Regions from separate parts of the Mus musculus genome. Here region 2 is linked to region 1. Evidence: chromatin loops called from intact Hi-C (ENCODE). Cell type or tissue: left cerebral cortex. All regions are shown on one strand. Links, peaks and the distances in the headings refer to the core of each region. The heading gives the core; the rest is flanking DNA.

What was found. Hi-C counts contacts between places; a loop is a spot of excess contacts. Peaks named below come from ENCODE experiments on the same cell type or tissue, not always from the same donor. Only the 100,000 strongest peaks of a DNase experiment are listed, where the experiment ranks them.
Region 2: a loop joins it to region 1, with 4 times the contacts of the local background. A loop is called at or near these places in 1 of 42 quality-filtered maps.

The regions. Positions count from the first base shown.
Region 1 is chr9:101,609,998-101,619,185 of GRCm38, forward strand. No RefSeq gene overlaps it. Among named protein-coding and RNA genes, the nearest start is that of Gm24638, 220 kb to the left of the region's middle. In left cerebral cortex, for the core only: no CTCF peak of the experiment used is centred there; a DNase peak (open chromatin) is centred at 4,134.
Region 2 is chr9:102,242,317-102,247,316 of GRCm38, forward strand. All of the region lies in intron 1 of Ephb1 (Eph receptor B1), which reads right to left. Among named protein-coding and RNA genes, the nearest start is that of Gm31233, 34 kb to the left of the region's middle. In left cerebral cortex, for the core only: no CTCF peak of the experiment used is centred there; DNase peaks (open chromatin) are centred at 1,083 and 2,131.

The DNA.
Region 1 (9,188 bases), core at 1,958-6,957:
CAGTAGTACCCTCCGGTTCTCATAGTACTTCATAGGATGCATGTTCGAGGTTTGAGATAGCTTTGTGAGGCAGAACTTGATCCCATATTCACAATAGGAAGGGCAAGGCTGGAGAGTGTATGTTCTTCACCTAGGACACAGACCAATAAGGTGCTGGAACTGGAGTCTGAGGATAGTGGTTGGTTCAAATTCAGGTATCGGCAAGGTAGCTTCTCTCTCTCTGTCTCTGTCTCTCTCTATCTTTATCTCTCTGTCTCTGTTTCTCTCTCTTTCTCTCTCTCTCTCTCTCTCTCTCTCTCTCTCTCTCTCTCTCTGTGTGTGTGTGTGTGTGTGTGTGTGTGCATGGAAGAGGGTAGAGAAAGGGCTTTCCTTCCTGAGTGTGATCCTGCAGCCTGTAGCCAGTCTATAGCCTGGCATAGACCAGCTACGTTGGGTCAGGAAGGAGAAAGTGGGCCACAAAGGCTTTGGTCTTGGTTGGCCAAAGCTATAGCCATCTGGTCTTGCCAGGAATACGGCAGATGGAGGTGTCTCAGTTCCCAGCCAGACCTAGGGCATCACCCAGAGGATGGGGAATGTGCCAGGAGGGGACTGTCTAGTGGTTTAAGCAGCAAAGGGATTCTTGAGAGAGCAAGGACACAGTAGGAGAAGTGGGAAACCAGTGGGCTATGCCAAGGGCTCTGTCTAGGTCCACAGCGTGTGTACCTTGGTGAAAACCATGTACTAAGAAAACACCGTGCACAGCTCAGTTTTGGTGGCTGTGTATCACAGTGCAGGGGAGTGCTCCTGCTGTTGCCTAACGGAGCTGTGGCGAGGGCTACACAGATTCATCCTAATGATGTCTGAACACAACCCAGTGGCGTGGCTACTGTGTAAACTCTCAAATGTTAGTGACTGTGGTCATCTTGTAAGTGCACAGGCTACACCAGCTCTTCTTTATTGTGATGATTCCCCATGCGAGGCCACACACGCCTCTCGCATGACAGCTTGTCCTCTATACTCCAGAGTGTTCTGAGTACTTCACACATACCAAGTACTCAGTAAATATTTGCTGGAGGAATAAATCACTTTCTTTGGAGGGTAATGTTCCCAAGTGCGGGATGAGCCACTTGGAAAGCCAATTCTATAAACAACCTCTCAGAAGTGCTGAATAGCTCTCCGCCTTTTCCTGGACAGATGTGCCACAACCCCACTGAGAAGAACGTGCTACTTTATTGTGCTTAGAGGGCTGTCCAAACCTCACAGCTGTGCCTAGGACAGATGCCACTAAGGCAGGGCTAGCCCTGCATTCTAAGGAATGAACTGAGAGCCAGGCTTGCCTCTGCTGATGACAATGGGGCCTTGGTATAAGGTCAGATGCCTGCACCTGCATCCAGGCTTCCCAGGTACCAGATGCAGCCTTTAGTTAGGACCCCATTGCTACAGATGCAAATTGAGGGGTGTCTCTCCCAAGTTTCTAGAGCTATGCTTTTTTTTCTGTACTTAGTGTTCTGCCTGTCTAGTATCTATGCATTGTGGTCAGTCTCCTTTACTCCCATGATACCCATTTCCCTCTTCTCGTTCTCTCTCTCTCTCTCTCTCTCTCTCTCTCTCTCTCTCTTTCTCTCTCTCTCTCTGTATGAATGTGTGCCACATGCATGCAATGCCCTCAGAGGCCAGAAGAGGGCATTAGGACCAATGAAACCACAGTTACAAGTCCTTGTTAGCTGCCTGATGTGGTCCCTATCAGAGCAGTAGTGCTCCGAGGTGCTAAGTCATTTCTCCAGGCCCTCTTTGTTAAGTCCCTGGAAGTGAGGCAGCTTAGGTTTTGTCACTCTAGACCCACGGATTTGGTAGAGATGCTGGCTTTGAGTCTTGGTTTTTCTCCTTAGTGGCTGTGTGCCTTCAGGAAAGGGGCCTGACTTCTCCATGTACATAAGTGGATGCTCACAGTCAGCTATTGGATGGATCACAGGGCAACCCAATGGAGGAGCTAGAGAAAGTATCCAAGGAGCTAAAGAGATCTGCAACCCTGTAGGTGCAACAACATTATGAACTAACCAGTACCCCGGAGCTCTTGATTCTAGCTGCATATGTATCAAAAGATGGCCTAGTCAGCCATCACTGGAAAGAGAGGCCCATTGGACACGCAAACTTTATATGCCCCAGTACAGGGGAACTCTAGGGCCAAAAAGTGGGAGTGGGTGGGTAGGGGAGTGGGGGGGGAGGGTATGGGGGACTTTTGGGATAGCATTGGAATTGGAATTGAGGAAAATACGTAATAAAAAAAAAAAGAAAAGAAAAGACCTAAAATGCAAACAAAACAAAACAAAACAAAACACAAAAACAAAAACAAAAAACTTTCTTCCAAGCAGGGTTAGCGGTAGCACTAATTTCATAGGGTGGCTGTGAAGCTTCAGGTTGTCCCTGGCCCTTGGTAAGCACTTTGTAAAACATTTCTTACTTACTGATCACCCACAGAAGAAGCCAGTGTTGGGAGAATAGAAAGCATGCTGGAGGAACCCTGCACCTCGGCCCGGAAGATGGAGAGAGTCACTATGCCCCATCCTACCACTCACTCTTTAGAGACACCTGGCTGTCCAACCTCAGAGGCAAACACTGACCAAGGCTGAGATGGAGAGTGTCCACCTTCTTGGAAGGGATGAAGGTAGTTGGCAGGGTGATGTCACAAGGATATCATGTAATGTTTCTCTTGTGGGATACAAAGATTTACTAGGCGAATGATGAAGGCGAATGATGATGTAATATCTGAAGAATGAGCCAGAGATGTTCCCTGGCCCTCTGACTGGCCCGTTTCCCAGCCAGTAAAGGCGGGTATGAGGTTATTTCCTAATGTGGATGTTTCATAACACACACACACACACACACACACACACACACAAAGAAACAAGATCTACATTACATAGGATTTCAAAGGTGTAGTTCCCAGGAGTCTGGAAGGAACTTAGGACATGGTGGAGCTATTGAAAACAAGCCAGACCTGCTGCAAATCCCATCAAGAGTTGGGTGGGAACTCAAGGGAAGGGTGAAGAGTGTGCAGGTGTGCAGGGCTCTGTGTGGTTGTGAAGGCTGCAGGCCTCCCTTTTCTAGAAAGAACCTGCCATCCAGCCGGGGGAAGTGCAGTTGGTCCATAGTCTGTGGCAACAGCTAGTGGTGTGCCCAGGCTCCTGTATTTCTAGGTAGCTCTCACCAACACAGATGGAACACCACTGGAGTCCCGGGACTCGGCTCTTGTGCGCTTTGTAGGACTCTTCCTGTGAACAGCTGTTGGTTTGCAGTTTCAGAATGAGTTGGAGGAGAGTTTATTAAATCTTCACAGCTGCCCGAGGCTTTTGTCCCATTGTATCTCCACTTCAACAAACCTCTTACAGGCCTGACTTTAGTTCACTCTCTGCTTCTCAGGTCTCCAGAAAGGAGTAGCTTAAAGATGGAACTCTGGCATCTCCACCCAGGAAGGTAGATTAGGACAATCCAAGGCAAAAAGAAGGTGTTCCCCATAGCTGGGCTGGGTTTTGTTGAGGCAGGCAGATTCCCTAGGAGAAATGGCTTCTGGTTTCTGCAGGAACCTGATTTCTGAGCATCTCTTAGCCTGGTACGGTCTAGTGTTCAGAGGGTCAGGGCACAAGCTGAGAGCATCGTTAGAACCAAAGAGGCCTGAGGCCAGGAATGAGGATTGACTGAAGCCATCTGCATGTACCAGACCAGATGGCCTTGTGGATATTAGCCAACACCAGCAAGGATACAGGAAGACTTTTCCCACTGCCACCATTTAAGGCTATCTTAGAGCCCTGCTGAGGAGTGGCAAAGATTGTTTCTATCTCAAAATGCTAATGCTATTAGCTATTTTAGAAACTAATGCTATTAGCTGTGCTAATGCTATTTTAGAAACATAAAAATTAGATTCTCTTTGTTTACCTGAGTTTGTGGCATGGGATTTACCTGGCAATATCTGAGGGGCCAGGGGCTCCTGGAGGTCAAGGGTGCACACAGTCACTCCCATGGCAGTGCACAGGTCCTTTCCAAACAGCTCTGAGTCCTGTCTGCTGGCCCTAGAGAGGTATCCCATGTGAGGCTGAAGAGCTGTGGGGAGGTGGCAGCTGCTGGGTTGCTGTTACACATGGCAGATTGCAGAAAGGCAAGCCAAGAGCTAGAGCTGCGGGAGGCTCAAGGACACAGCAGCAGGACCTGAAGAGATGCCACTGACTCTCTTCATGAATGCAGGCGGCAGCATCATCGCAGTGGGAAGCCAGGCCACAGAGCAGGGAAGCAACTTCAGCTGGTCCTGCAGGTTGGCCCCAGGAAAGCAGGGATGAAGCAACCACAGGCAGGAAGGATGTGAGGTCCCGGTGAATTCTGTGGCTCCTCCTCCAACTGCATCTGGATGAGGGATTGAGGGTATGTGTTCATCTCCTAATCCCTGGACCAGAGCAGCCATGTGGAGCCCTCAACGTCCCTGTGAGAGCTTGGCTCTAAGAATGACAGACCAGTGCATGGGCGGGTGTCTTCCAGGTTTTACTTCTCTTTGTCACATGCATATGAGTTCATTCCCTCCTGCCTTTCCTTCTGTGGCCTCTGCTTGCTTCACTCCTCCCTCTTGTTTCAAAGGTAAAATCTAAGCATCCGCAGCCAGGCATCCAGGGGCTCCCTCCACCTCCTGCTAAGGTGGTGCAGTGACCCTCTTCCCATGAGCCTCACCACTGCCTGGCCCTGAGTGGGGACTTGCCCAGGGCCTTCTCCACTGCCTTCATCTTTCAAATGTCCTCTGTCCTTGTCAGAATCCCCTGTAGCTTCATCTTCTCCATGAAGCTCTTTGCCTCTATCTGCCTATCTTCTTCTCTCCCAACACCCCCCAAACCCTGCTCCCAAATACCCAAGTCTAACCTGCTTTTCATCGCTAACTCTGCCCTACGAAACACCAAAGAATCACCTCTACCTCCCATCTTTACCATACCTCAACATACTCCTCAATTTTTAAAATCTAAAGTAAAATTAACAGCAATATTAACAATCAAGCACTAATCTCTGTTTACCACTGGAGGACAGCATCCCAAATCTGAGTATTTATGATTTCAAAATTGATTTTAAATGAAGAATTCTCATAACGGGGATAAAGTCACCTTCATGAGGAATTGGTATGCACCTGGTCATATTTTGCTAGTCCCATTCGCAAACACTCATCCCAAGTGGGGAGAAGAGATTTCCTTTGCATTTACCCTGCACTGTGCTGGCTATTTGTAACATCTGCAGAGACATCTGGATAATTTCATTTTCATAAGCATGGAGATATTTGTGGCTGTTTGGATAAGTTCAAGACGAGGGAGGAAGACACATTATTACAAGCTCATGGAGAAACAATTTGTATGAGCAGCAAGGGAGGATTTTCAGTGAGGTTCTTCTGGGATGACTGGCCGGGATGGGTGAGGGGCGGGGGTCTGACTCTGGACTCCAGCAAAAGAAGGAGGCTCTCTGGATACAGGTTTTATCCATTCTGCTGGATGTTAAGAATCCTTGGGTGTTGGGGATGATGGCCCAGTTGTTTGCTGTGAAAGCATGGAGACCTGAGTTTGAATCCCTAGCACCCAGGTAAGATGCCAGACACAGTGGCATATATATATGCCTGTAATTCCAGTCCAAGGGAGGTAGAGACAGACAGATCTCTGGAACTTGCTGGTCAGCCAGCCAACCTAGCCAAATTGATAAGTTTTATGTTCAGTGAGAGACCCTGTCTCAAAGACGAGGAGAAATCAAGGAAGATACCTGATGTTGATTTCTGACTTCCACAGGCACAGGCACACGCACACGCACGCACGCGCGCGCGCGCACACACACACACACACACACACACACACACTACACATGTGTGTGGGGGGGGAACTCTCAGTCTGCATTCTGGGTATGAAACTGAGTGATGGGAGAGGGGTCTGCAAGGTAACCCAGCTCTTGGCCAGGAAGTGGTAGGGCACACAGGGTTCCCCCCCCCGCCCCCGCCACACACACACAGGCACCATGAGCCTGGTAGCTTTTAAAGGGATGCTGTTTGGTGGTGTATAAAGTGTCAGGAATTTATAGCTGGACAAATCTGAGTTTAAATGAGGTTCAACTGCTTCAGGGGATAGTTTGGGACAAAGCACTTCATCTTTTGGAATATGGTTCGGTTTCATTGCTTTTAAAACTAGATTCACGATGTCCCCCATGTTAGTGGAAACTCAAAAAGACCCAATCTTTGGGGATAGAGCTCAGTCTCCCATGGTGTTTCTTTGGGGATTCTTGACCCCACAACACATGGCATATAGGTGGCCTGAAAGGAAGGAGGCTCTCTGAAAAGAATAGGGCACCATGAGAGTCCATCCAGGCAGGGGATGCTGAGCCTCTGGCTCTGACAAAACTTTCGTATTTGGAAACCAGAACCTTCTAGCAGGTCTGCCAGGAGACATGCTGGGTTCCTAGATAGAACTGTCTAGTTCCTTGCCTATTAGTGTGCTGTTTGTCAGTGTGAGGCCGAGGTAGCAGAATCCAGTGACAGCTTCCACCTCCTGACTGCCAGGAAAGGCAGCCACTTCACCTGTGCATGCTCTGCAACCAGATCTGAGGCAGCCAGCCCACACTTACCACCAGAGAGATTGAGAGCAGGACTAGGAATCTATAGGCTGAGGCATTTTCCAGCACTGGTTAGTGAAAGCTGTCATAGGTCATTCAGATGAGAAGATGCCATTGTGGATCTCAGGTTATAGCATCCCGAGTCTCCACGGGGATGCTTTACATAGTATAGCTTTGATCCAGGAAAGTTAAGTTTGAAAAAAAATCCATAGTTTAAGTCTAGAGTGTTGATTCCCTTTTTAATTATAAAACTAGAATAATCCCCGTGGGGAGAATGACCCCAAGGCACAATAAAAACACATTAAAAATGTAGTAAACCTGGAGAAACTAATCTAATTAAAATTAAAAATTTTCACCCTTCAATAAAATATCAATGAAATTATTCAATGTTACGGGAGTCAATATTGAAAAACTCAAACTCTCTCATGTGTGGCTGGATGACATGGGCTTGAATGTCAGCCTCGATGACTCCTTTCCTCTTTCCCCAGGCTAGAAAAGGGTCCCTCCTGGTACTCTGCCTCTTCTGGAACCTCCCCTGTTCCCAAACTTCTGTAGCCTGAATTCAATCTGAGTTAGAGACTCTGAGCTCCATGAGGAATTTTTGTTTCAATTTTCTCAGGCTCTTTTTGGTCTTCCAATCTTTGAGTTCAGCCCTCATGTTTGGAGACCAGGATTGCTGCAAAGGCTGCATGCTCCCCTGTAGATTATCCAGAAAGGAGGCTCCAGCATTGACATTGCCTTTTGTACTGCAATCGTTTCCCCAACGCCAGAGAAACTCTTATTATGAGTACAGAGGACGAACCTGAAGCCACCGAGGCTGCCATTTTTTTCTTTCTATAGCCTCATGCTCTGTTGTCTCCTGAGCACAACGGAAGTGGGAGAAAGGTGAGGCAAACCGGGGAGGAAGAAACTAATTTCTTGAAAACTACTCCCAAGCAATGAAGCTGGCCGGCGTGGAGAGGTGTTGGTAGAGAGGATGAGCTGCCGGGGTGCAGACAGGTGGAAGGGGAGGGAGGCGGGGAAGACGGAAGAAATGGACACGTTCGCTTTAAAGCCCCGTATGGCTTGGAAGCCAAGTAGCAGGGACAATAGTAGCACATGCACAATAAATGTTCCTTCTCACCCACGGTCCCTTCTTGCTCAACTTTTACTTTCTTCCAAGTCTCTACTCTGAAGGCTTTCACTTCCTCTGTGGACTTTTGTTCCTGTCCTGACACAAGGTCATTCCTTCATTGACCTCCTCAGAATGCCAAGCCCCGTGGGCTCATTCATTCCTCCGTTTTGATTCATGTGTTGTGGTGAATGGCCCCAATCACTTGGTATATCAATCTCTCTCTCTTTCTTTTGCTTTCTTTTCATTTTTACAGGGTTAGCACACTCCCCTTCCCTTACAAGCAACTAGCTACTCTCCCATTATTGAAACTTGATGCTTCCAAAACTCTACTCCAACCCTCTTGCCTCCATCCTCCCTGTTTACCTCTTCTATGCCTATGCTGTCTGCAACCAATCATGGGCTGTCTCTAAACTCAGCCTCTTTCCTGAGCTCTGAGTTACTATAAATGTCCTTACAATACGCTTTGACATTGGAAAACTGATTTCCTCCTCTGTGTTAGAACATGGAAAGTCAATAATCTCTATCAACAAGGTAAGGATGGAGAGATAGATAGATAGATAGATAGATAGATAGAGAGAGAGAGAGAGAGAGAGAGAGAGAGAGAGAGAGAGAGAGAAATGGAGGGAGCAAGAGAGGTTACACTATGATTGTTTCTATAGCCATAGAATGACAGAATGTAAGTTGCATCCATATTTTAAGCAGACTTCTGGGGTCTTGTGACTCTATTAATACCCATTCCCAGAAATTCAGATCTATATGTATTTTGAGACAGGTCCTCACTTTGAAGCCTACACTGGCCTAGAACTCATTAAGCAGACCAGGCTGGCCTCAAATTTGTGACAATTCCCCTGGCTTAGCTTTTAGGTGTGAGCCACCAGAATTGGCCGAGATCTCCTTTCATTCAAGTAAGGGAAGGAAGATAAAAAAGACAAAGGAAGAGACTAAAGAATTCTGTGAAGGATTTACTTCAAATGTGTCATTGCACTTTGGTGGTGGTGGGGACAAGACAGATGGCGGTCTCTGTAAACAGAGTTACATTAGTTGGCACCACATGCAAAGAACAAGTGTAGAGAAATAGACCATACCACAGCACAGCTAAGCATGGAGACAGAACAAAGGTTGTCTTAGAAGATGCTGCAGGCAAATGCCTTGAGTTTCTTAAATAGAATGTGGCAAACACCGGCCTCAAAAATAATGTTTAATTACACTTAAATAACGGATGCTTACTGCCCCAAAGGTATCATTACAAGAATGAAAAGAAAATTCACATCTTGGAGAGATATTTGAAATAAAAAAGATCTGGCCAAGGATTCAACTGGGGATATGAAAATAATAATGCTTTATACCAGCAAATCACCTGCAACTTTGACAATAACATGCAACAGGGAAATAACTCACTGGGAAGTGGTCAAAAGATACGACCAGGTAAGTTACTAAAGAAGTCTTTCATACTATTTTTTTCTGGTGCTGGGATTTGAAC
Region 2 (5,000 bases), core at 1-5,000, 630 kb after region 1:
ACAGTAGATGGGAAGGGCCACCAGGCCTGCTTCTGGCTCTTTCACACTACCGGTTCAAGAGAAGTGTTTGCCCTAAAAGGCTAGGCTTTGGGAAATAAAAAATAAAATAAAATAAAATAAAATAAAATAAAATAAAATAAAAACATACAGTTTGGTGGCTTTGGAATCTATGTGTCTACCAGAGGGGACAGCTCATCTGCCATTTCTGCTCATTTTCTGTCTGTCAATTCAGGCCCTAAGTTACTTCAGAACATCCCATAAGTAAAAAGGCCTCCAGCAGCCCTGCTGGCCCCTCTGCTCTAAGCTTGAAGCCCTGTATAGCACCTTCAATAGCTCATCTTTCTACCTTTGCTTGTATAAGATGCCATCCAAGCAAAAACTATCTGCTTAGTTGGTCCCAGATGCCAAAAGTCTGGTTTCATGGAATCCCCTTTCCTTGTACCCGAGTGAGGGCCCACTCGGAATCGAGCACCCTCCATTCCACAACAACCTTTGGGTCAGAGGGGCCAGTAGCTCTTGAAATCTCATCTGGCTACTCAGCACACTTGTGGTCCCCACTACTTTCTTCTGATGGAGCAGAGCCCTCTTCGGGAGCTCAACAAGCTGTTCATGGCCCCAGCAGCTGGAAGAGGAAGCCTGTTACTTTCCTACACTTGATCTTAGTTAGCCAAAAGGCCGAGGGGAGATCCTGCCGCTTTCCTGATGGGCACATTCTACTTCTGTTGACGAATCCCAGGGCAAGTGTAACTACCTAGGGATGCCCATGGCATGAGTGCTCTTTATCTCCCTGTGTGGTGCCTTACGAATCTCTCTGTGTGACCCTCACACTCTCCCTCTCCCTCCAGGTGAAGCATACATTCCCAGGCCTGGAAGTCTCTCCATATCTGTCCTCTCCATGCTGTTGGTCCCGGTATCTTCTCCCGGCCCCCCTTCGCTCCTCCTTCCCTTCCTCGCTCCTTTTTCCCACTCCTCCCTCTTTTCTCTTTATTCTGCCTTTGCTGCATAACAGGGTGCTTCTGGGATGAATGGTGTTTTCAGGCCCGGCCAGAAATACATCCGGCCTTTCCCAGCCCCACCCCTATCCTCACCGTACTGGGGGCGGTCTGTGGAAAGCCCTGGCAGACAATGGGCCAATGGGTTCACTTGAGAGCTCACAAAAGCCCCATTGCCCCCTGAGCGGCTCAGAGTGACAGGGCATAGGGAACAAATCCCCTTCCTGTCAGGCTGCCTGCGTGGGATCTTACAGAGCCATGGGGCCTCTAGGCAGCTAGGCTGGAGACCTGGGCACTGAGCCGGAGAAAGCCAAGAGAAAGAGGCAACCTTTCTGTCAGCCAGAGCACCAGGGCAGGAGGGGGTGGGGTGTGCAGCATGGAGCATCAGAAGCTTGGAAAAGCCCACCCTGTGCACTCACTGTTGATGGGAGGGCCATCACGGCCATGACCATGATGCCACATACAGAAGGCCCCACACTAAGAGAGGATGGGACATGCAGCTCAGTGTAGCACAAGCTTACTAAGTCCAGGCACTAGACCCAGACAAGAGCCTGTTTCTAAGTGACTAAGTCAAGAATGGAGTTAAGAAAGCAAAAAAAGAGGCCCCTCACCTGGCCACAGCATCTCAAACACCAGCATCCCATTACTTACTTGGAGAGCTGATGGCTGCTAGCTACTAAGGCACCCTGGGTCTAAAGGCAGTACTAATGTGTCAGAAGCTTGGAAAAGACAGACCACATTCTAGCAAGCTGCAGATGTGCACATGAGGAAAAGACTTGTTAATTAGACCTCTTTCCTGGTCCAGTCAACTGGTGATGTCTACCGCAGACATGTCCTGAGGTTTGCGTGAATTTTTAAATTGATTTGGACAAACAAGGCCTCCTCTATCTTGTAAGATGTCTGGCCTCTTTTCTCTTTCTTAATTTCTATTAGCAGTACCAGCAGGTCTTCCTGGGAGAGAAGGGCTCTTCTTCCCCCACACTTTCCAGAGGAACACTCTGCTGTATGCATTGTCACAAAATTGTGATGAGGCAGAGAACGGTGAAGTGACTGTGTCCCCACCGCCCACCCCTGACCCCCCAGTGGCAGGTGCCTGTGAGTTAAGTTCACACCTCAGCAAGATGACACGCACTTTCACTCCACAACACACAAAGCCTTGGTGCTACATCTCTGGAATTGCCAGCGATGACTAAGTTATGTTTTCTTTATGCTTCACCAAGCACCTTCTGCCTGTCTGGCCTTCCTTAGGGAAAAAAAATGATCAAAAGCTTTATGTGCCCGCAGAAGAAGAAAACAAACACACCTGCTTCTTGTAGAGGCACCCCCTGCTTAGCTAGCCATGGGACAACTAAGACACAGCTCTGGGATGGGATGTAAGGAACACAAGCTCTCATGTCGGCTGTGAGATTCTGGACTTCCTACAAACAACCTCCTTGAACCCTAAACTTCTCATCTGTAACACGGATACAACATGGTGCTTCGCAAGGTTCTGTGCAGAGGCAATGAGACACTTTGGTGGAAGAGTTTCAATTTCATCCTGTCTCTGTAGTAACCATTTGCCAATGCTATCTATTATCTTTACAGAGTTGAATAAAAATTAAGATGTGCTTTTTTGAAGAAGCCGCTGTCCAGCCCTTAGCATTTACAACATCTGTCCAAGCAATAGCACATCTTCAGATGACTGTTAGAAGATAACTGGTGGCCTTACTACTAGAGATCCCACCATACAAAGGAGACAGACTATTATCTATTGAATGGGGAATCATCTCGACTGCTAGGGTAATAGGGCCAGTTTTAGATGAGTCCATCACCCCAGCCCAGGAACACCTTCTTATACACAAACACACACACACACACACACACAAGTGGCTTCTGAACCACTGGATGCTGTAAAGCATGAGTCTATAGCGGTGACTGAAAAGCTTTGTATCTCGGGCTTTATGAATTGCAACATCTCCCCTGTAACTAACTGAACTCTGTCACCACTGTCACAGCCAGTACACAGAACAGCCTATGGCTCAGGCGTAGATAAATGTGCTAAAAGAATATGATTGATGATATTTCTCTTTTTTTTCCTTGTAAATTTTGATTAACTAATTCATTATTTTGTTGTATAATAATCCAATACCCTTACAGCTACCATCGTACTCGTAAACTTCCACAGAAGTCTTTGTGACCTCCAGAAAGTCCCCAACCAGGACCCCAGGGATACTCAATGAATAAAAACAGAATTAAATACATTTCATATTCACAAGCCATCTGAGCAAAGTGTGCTCACAGAAGATGACTGGCCTAATTTTGGCCTATAATGTTGGCCTCTTGGGCTAACTGGCTTCAGCTAGGTTCAAAAGGAGTTTGAGTCCTTCCTGACGGGTATAAAGGACAACAAGAGAAACATGCCAAATACAAGCCTCATTTACCACTAATGAACTTGCAGAGGAATGCGTGTAATTAGCGTGGGTATCAGCTGGGGGTCTGTAGACTCGACACATCAATGGAAACGCATCACTGTGGGAGAGCTCAGAAGGGCGCGGAGCCCTGGGCTCTGATGTGAAGGGAACCACCAATCAGAGGCATGAGGAAGGAGATCTGTGAAGAGAAAATGCAGCATGGCAAAACCAGGTGGCAGAGGAGGGACCAGTGAGTGGACGGGCAAAGCGGACTTCAGAAGGGAAGCAGGTGACAATATGCTTAGTCAAGACAGGTCAAGGACTGCCCGGGTGTCACCTGGGAAATGGCAAGGTTCTGACTGGCTAATGTAGTCCAGAAAGACTGGAAAACAGCTAGAGATGGGGTGAGGGTCGGGGAAACCTGAATCATCAGCCCATATAACACATGCTAAAGCTGAGCCAAGATGGAAGGCAGTTATTAGAGCTTCTGAGTGAGACTATAATTAAGTCTCCAAGGATGGGGAGCAAGGACCAAAGACCTGAGTTGAATTGTGCCTACAAAAGAATACTTCCAAGATCTCATTTTCCATACTTATGAATGCGACTTGATTTAGAAACAGGTTTTTGATGTCTAATTCGTGGTTTTGGGAGATATAATGAATGATTCTGAGAGGTCATCTTAAGATTCAGGGTCGGCCCAACATTCAATACCTGGAGAGAGAACTTTGATACAGTGGGAGGACGTGGGTAAGCAAGGGCAGATATGATGGTAAATCGTCATCCATCGTCATCCATCGTCAACCTGGTTATACCTACAGTCACCATGGAAACACAACTCTGAGTGTGTCCAGGAGAGCGTTTCTAGAAAGGTTTAACCAGACTGAATTAAAAGGAGAATGCAAACTGACCACGACCATTGATCACTCTCTGCTTACTGACTGTAGATGCCACTGTGCCTTCCCCGCTATGACAGGCTATGCTCTCAAAAAGTGCTCAAAACAAACCCTGTCTCCTTTTTAAAAAAAAATTTTTTTTAGGTCTTATCTAATTTTTTTTATGTGTATGGGTGTTTTACCTGCACACGTCTGTGCACCCTATGTGTGTAATGCTCATGGGGACCAGAAGAGGACCTTGGATCCCCTTGGATTGGAGTTACAGACAGTTGTAAAGTGCCATGTGGACGCTGGGGATCAAACCAAGCTTCTGGAAAAATGGCCAATGCTTTTAACCACTGAGCCATCTCTTTTGCCCTCAGCCCTTCCTTTGAACGTTGTTTTGTCATAAAAGAAATAAGATGAATATATCTGGAATTGGAGTTATGTATCTGCAAACCAAGGAATATCAAGTAGGGAATGCTTAGGAAAGAGGAGGAAAGGGACATGGGATAGATTCTCCACAGGGGAGCAGAAAGCCCACCCTGGCAACACCTTCATTTTTTTTTTACCGTTGGCTTCTGGAACAGTGACACAACGAAATTGTGCTGTTTTAAGTGCACAGATCTGTGGTAATTTTTTTAAGAGCATCTCTTGGGACATCTTACAGTGGGAACAACACTCCCTTGTTATGGTCACAGATCAACCACTGTATCTCCCACTCGGAATCAAACTGTGACTATTCC